Linked DNA regions of Homo sapiens: region 2 is linked to region 1. A link is an interaction called in ENCODE POLR2A ChIA-PET data of the cell type or tissue named here. Cell type or tissue: PC-9. All regions are shown on one strand. Links, peaks and the distances in the headings refer to the core of each region. The heading gives the core; the rest is flanking DNA.

The links. Peaks named below come from ENCODE experiments on the same cell type or tissue, not always from the same donor. Only the 100,000 strongest peaks of a DNase experiment are listed, where the experiment ranks them.
Region 2: POLR2A ChIA-PET joins it to region 1 with 8 read pairs; 3 of 35 experiments call an interaction of 5 or more read pairs at or near these places.

Annotation. Positions count from the first base shown.
Region 1 is chr10:26,943,222-26,946,131 of GRCh38, forward strand. No RefSeq gene overlaps it. Among named protein-coding and RNA genes, the nearest start is that of FAM238C, 2.7 kb to the left of the region's middle. In PC-9, for the core only: no CTCF peak of the experiment used is centred there; no DNase peak of the experiment used is centred there.
Region 2 is chr10:27,250,865-27,253,774 of GRCh38, forward strand. It overlaps the pseudogene LRRC37A6P. Among named protein-coding and RNA genes, the nearest start is that of ACBD5, 12 kb to the left of the region's middle. RefSeq lists an enhancer at 1,424-1,583 and a silencer at 1,624-1,853. In PC-9, for the core only: CTCF peaks have their summits at 1,771 and 1,971; a DNase peak (open chromatin) is centred at 1,757; H3K4me3 peaks cover 1,353 bases; H3K27ac peaks cover 585 bases.

The sequences.
Region 1 (2,910 bases), core at 301-2,800:
GCTTCTCTGCAATAAATAAAGGGGCTATTCCATGTAAAAAATCACATCATCCACTAAATTTGTGCAGAAAGATTTGGAACTATGCTGCAGGAGCATCTTACCGACAGCTGTGCAGGAAGACCAGCCAAAACACACAAAGCAGGAGCAGCTCCCAAGGCCAGGTGTGGTGGTTCTTGCCTGTCATCCCAACAAAGCGGGAGGCCAACGTGAGTGAATCACTTGAGGCCAGGGGTTTGAGACCAGCCTGGGCAACACAGTGAAACCCTGTCTCTACAAGAAATCATTTTTTATTATTAGAATGAAGAAGCGTACCTCTAACCCTCAGCCATTACTTTAGGAGAGAGAGCTCTGCTCTAGAACTCAACATATGAAATTGGGAGTCCCAATGTGGCTAGCTAAGTTTAAATACAAGAGCTGTCAGACATTTCCTCTACCGTAATGAAATCTGTGGCATCCTTTTTGTATTTTGAAAACTTAGTTTTGACAGGCCTAAGAAAAGAAGAAGAGGGCCCAGAAGTGGGCATTTGGGCAGGGCAATGAAAAGTAACCAGCTGGATGCAACATGGAAAGAAGAAGGGGTGGGAAGTGGAGTCAGAGCAAGTCCTCCTGCTTGGGGCCTGGGCCTAGGAAAGCAAACTAGGGCAGGAGGGAGGAGCCCTAGGCTGTGGATACTTGGGTCACCAGAGCTCCTAATGCCAAGCGGTATCTGTAGTCTCCCTACCTTCTGGCGTCTTCTGGTGCCGATGTGCTGCTAGTCATGTCTCCTGAATCAGACAGGGCAGACTCCAAATCAGTGGAGTCTGGTGCTACTCCCACCGCCACCTCGTGGATCTCAGAGCTGCAGGACGGCTCCAAACACCTTATCCTGAGGTGGCTCTGCTTGGGGCTGGTATCAAGGGACAGGGTGTTCCGGCCGCCTCTGCTCCTCTGTGCTGGGGCCTGCGCCTTTGCTGGCCGCCCACTCATAGATGTCAAAGCCTCAGGATGGCTCCGCAGAAGCCCTGTGGGGGCCCTGCCTGGGGCTGGCTTTGGTGCACATGCTACAGGCCAGCGTGGTCCCCATGGGGCAACTCCGCTCTTCTCGGGCAGCTTGGGCCTTCAATTGCCCCCACCCTGCAGAGCTGAGCACCTGCCACCTGTCCCCAGGAAAGGCAACCAAATGCCACCAACTGAAGGCACCCACTGAAGGCACTAACTGAAGGTCGGTTGCCCTGCCAACCAGATCACGCCCTGCTTAGGAGGAATCAATCAGGCCTTGAGTTCCCCCCACGCGCCGCCCTTCCATTTGTGACGTGCTGTGCGAGTCCAGGCACTGGCTCACAAGGCCCCGCCCCCACAGCAGCCCGCCCCACCTTTCATTTATTAGTACCCGGTAGCAACTTTCAGGTTTCCTTACTGTGAATTATGAATATGAATTATGCGGAAATTACTGTATACCAATGTACCTCGCGCACTATCTGACATTCAAAGACCCACCTTGCCCCATCGCCTCTGATTTTTTTGGAAACTAGAAAAAAGACAAGGTTCGGCAGCTGTTTTCAGAAGAAAACATTGCCATGAGCTAAGATTACTCTATGATGTCAAGTCTTATTTCATATATCAATATATATTCATATTCATAATCCAAAACACACATATTCAATCAAATTAACAAGACTAACAGAGGAAATTTTCTAAAATTTATACACTACGGACATTACATTTTTCTAATGATCACTTTGATAGAGCAACTTAGATTCTATGGTTTCCACAAATGAAGAGGCTCATGGAAAAGAAAACTGCCACATAATACAAGATTTTCAATGTGATCATCATTGCTACTTTTAAGTAGCAATTACCCAGTAAATATATTGTGAACTGCTTTGTGAGTATGGTGATTTATTTAAACTTACTGACCCTTTGATTATCTTAAAAATATGAATAATGCCAATTGTATGGACTTGTTCTAAAAATTAAAGGAGAGAAAAATAATCCTTCTTCTCCATATATTGAACGATTACCAAATTAAAGGCATTGTGTCCAGGTTTTTACACACTTACCTTATTGAAGCCTCATCATAACCCCATCTTTTAAATTACAGGCATTATTCCCAGATTTTTACATACTAATCTTATGCAAGCTTCATAAGAATCCCATCTTTTAGAGATGAGCAAACTGAGGCTCAGAGGATTTAAAAACTCATTCACCATCACTTCATAATGAGTGATGGAACTGGGATTCAAATCCAGTTCTCTCTGACACCAAAGGTGGTGCACATTCAGGAACACCCAGTTATACCCCGCACATGGAGGGATCAAAACATGTGGATTCCCTTTCTCTACCCTCTTATGGGTAGAGAAACAATCCTAAGCTCCCTCCCTGGTTGCCTGTAGTGGACATCACTTCTTTCTGGGCATGATTAGAAATCTGCATCTTTGGACCACAAGCATCTATAAATAGTTGTTTTGATCAAGAAATAAAATTTTCTAGGCCACAGGTTGCTATCTGGGACTTTTCTAGCTTCTCTGCAGTTAAAAAAAGGGCTATTCCATGTAAAACAAACAAACAAACAAACAAACAAACAAAAAAAAAAACACAGGATCCACTGAATTTGTGCAGAAAGTTTCAGAACTATACGGCAGGAGCACCTCTAGAACTCAAGATATGAAATTGGGAGTCCCAATGGGGCTACTTAAGTTTAAATACAAGAGCTGTTGGACATTTCCTCTACAGCAATCAAATCTTACTTTTCATTTTGTATTTTGAAAACTTAGTTTTCAGCCAGCCTAGGAAAAGAAGAAGAGGGCCTCGAAGTGGGCATTTGGGCAGGGCAAGGGAAAGTAACCGGCTGGATGCAACAGGGAAAGAAGAAGGGGTGGGGAATCCAGTCAGAGCAAGTCCTCCTGCTTGGGGCCGGGGATAGGAAAGCGA
Region 2 (2,910 bases), core at 267-2,766, 310 kb after region 1:
GGGTTGAAGAAGGAGGTGTGGAAGCTGCTCTGGGGCTTCTTCCTGGAGTGAAGAGGACTGGATATCTTCAAGGGTCTCTGGATTTTGAGTTTCAGGCTCTAGATGGAATTGAGAAAGTCCAACTTACTCAGGGGACCCTGGAGGCTCATCTGAGTTCACCCGGAGTTCTGGAGGCAGGCTGCCAGGATACTGTGTATCCATACTCGAATATTCATCCTGCAAAGTCTGTTTCTAACGCTGTGGTTTGGATAATTGCTGTGGAATTCCAACAATATCAGCAATGCTCCAATGCTGAGCTAGATCTTTCTTCAGGTTCCTGGGTGAAACAAACAATAAATAAATTTGGTTGGTTTTGAAACCTTACTGTCTAGTGGAACAAGTATTTCATCTGCCTGATGACCTGCAGCCCCATCTAGATCTGCAGTTTGAACCTTACTTTTGAGGCGAGGAGGCTGAACTAGGGTCTGGTTCTGATCCCTGTCCAGCATTGGAACCACCTCTGGGAGCCTTTCTTGCAGAGTCAGCTTGTCATTGAAATCCTGGTGTGCAACTGAGAACTGCCCTGGCCCTAGGGGCAGCTCTCCAGCTGAATCCGTGTCCAGGAATGGAACCAAATTTTCAGTTGATTCCTGGGGTGGGGCTGACATCTGCGAGGAAGCAGAGGGCCCCAGGTAATCAAAGTCCCCCGGATCTGCTGGGGCAATAGGGGCATGGGGAGATTCCCATGGGAGATGGGAGGAGCGGAAGACCAGGGCTCAGGCGGCCCCCGGGGGTTAGAGGTCAGCTGGAGCAGATCCTTGACCCACTCCAGAGGCTGAGCCTCCTTGACTAGTAGCCACAATAGTTGCCACGTGAGCAGGGGCCATAGGCCCCAGAAACACAGCCGGGACATGACACATGCTGGCACCGCGCAGTGAGCGAGAGCCATTCTGGCAGCCCCGAAACGCTCGTGTCCCTTATAAGCGTGCGCCCTGCCCTGTCTTTATGACACCTTTATTTAATGCCACCTTTATTAGGCTCGGGTCTAAATCTGCTCCATGTCACCATGGCAATCTTATGTCACAATCCTGTCCAAGCACCCCTTCCCATCCCGCCCCCCCGGAACCCCCTCCCCTCCCCTTAGCGAGGAAGGATTTGGGTCGCAGACCTGGGTGGTCCCAGGACTCCAGGGCCTGCAGTGGTGGGGTAGGGTGGGGTGGGGGCACTGCAGAGCTTCCCAAGGAAGTCAGGCGACCTCGCCTCCGGATATTCAGAAGTGCTAGTCCACTTCTGGCAGCCTGAACTCTTCCTCCTTTTTTTGAAATCCGAGAATACTCTTCCTTCCAGGGAGAGAAACTGACCTGTAATCCCAGCTACTCAGGAGGCTGAAGCAGGAGAATCGCTTGAACCTGGGAGTCAGAGGCTGCAGTGAAGCGAGATCGCAACATTGCATTCCAGCCTGAAGTGCTGCTGTAGGTACTATGGCTCCTGAAGTTGCTTTCCCTGCAGTAACTGGAGTCCTCCTCGTCGTCTTCCAGCTCCTCCGGGTAAGGGTAATCGAAGTCATCGTCGTCCTCCTCCATCTCATCCTCCTAGTTGTCCTCAGACTCCTGGGTCTCCTCAGCGTCGCCGTACTCCTCCTCCTCGCTCTTGAGGTCATCGTATACCACTTTGTTAACGGCCGAGGGCCTCGGTGGTGCACGCCAGGTGGCTGCCCCAGCCCCGCCGCCCCCGCCGCCGCCGCCAGGGGCGCTGGTGTGTGTGGTGTGGTGTGCGTGTGTGGGGGCGGAAGGCAGCGGCAGCTTCCGCCAACTACTGCTGCCCACCCTGGCCGAGCTCAGCCGCGTCTTGGGCGCCACCTCATCCTGGCGGCGGCCCACCTGCCCCGGCTGCTACTGCGTTGCCGCTAGCTGAGCCCCCGATGGGTTCGGACGTGTGCGGCGGCGGCGGCTGAGACCGGGGGAGAAGGGAAAGCGGACGAGGAGCGGCGGGCGCAGTGGAGGCAGTGGGGAGCGCCGGGGCCTGACGAGGAGGCCCGAGGGGCCGGGCGCCTGGGCGGTAGAGACCCGGCCTGCCGAAGCGGGTGGAGGGAGAAGGCTCAATCCGAATCGCTGGGGCCCCACTCTGGATCACCTTCAGCCGCCATCTTGTTTCTTCCCGTTCAATATACTAATGATTCTTAAATCCATGTAGATTTCAAGAAAAAAAAATCAATATATATATAGTCTTAATTCCAGCCGCGCATGGTGGCTCACGCCTGTAATCCCAGTACTTTGGGAGGCCGAGGCGGGTGGATCACGAGGTCAAGAGATCAAGACCATCCTTGCCAACATGGTGAAACCCCGTCTCTATTAAAAATACAAAAATTAGTCGGGTATGGTGGTGGGCGCCTGCAGTCCCAGCTACTCGGGAGGCTGAGGCAGAAGGATCACTTGAACCCGGGAGGCGGAGGTTGCAGTTGAGCCACTGTACTCCAGCCTGGCGACAGAGCTATACTCTGTCTCAAAAAAAAAAAAAAAAAAGCCGCAGTTGGACTCATGGAGCCCTGGGGAAATCTTCTCAAGATGCAAAGGAGGTACTATGCCAAAAGAGACATTCTGAAAGCAGGAGGCATCATCTTTTATACATATTCAATCACAGATCTTTATATAGTAGTTCTTCATAGGAAGAATCTACAGGAAACTGAGAGGTAGAAACAGGAGTGTCCCCAGTTACAAATGCTCCCAATAATCTTCTAAGGTTTTCCTGTGCTTCTCATCACTGCAGCTCTGGGATCTGGAAGGCAGGCAAGTCCTGTTCTCTAAAGGTTATGGGTTGGGTGCTTTAGATTCTTTGGGTCCAGTAACCAAAAGACAAGAAATACATCACCACTGGGGCAGGATTCATATACTCTGATCAGCAGGAGGAGGCGGGGCTGCTTTTCCACAAAAG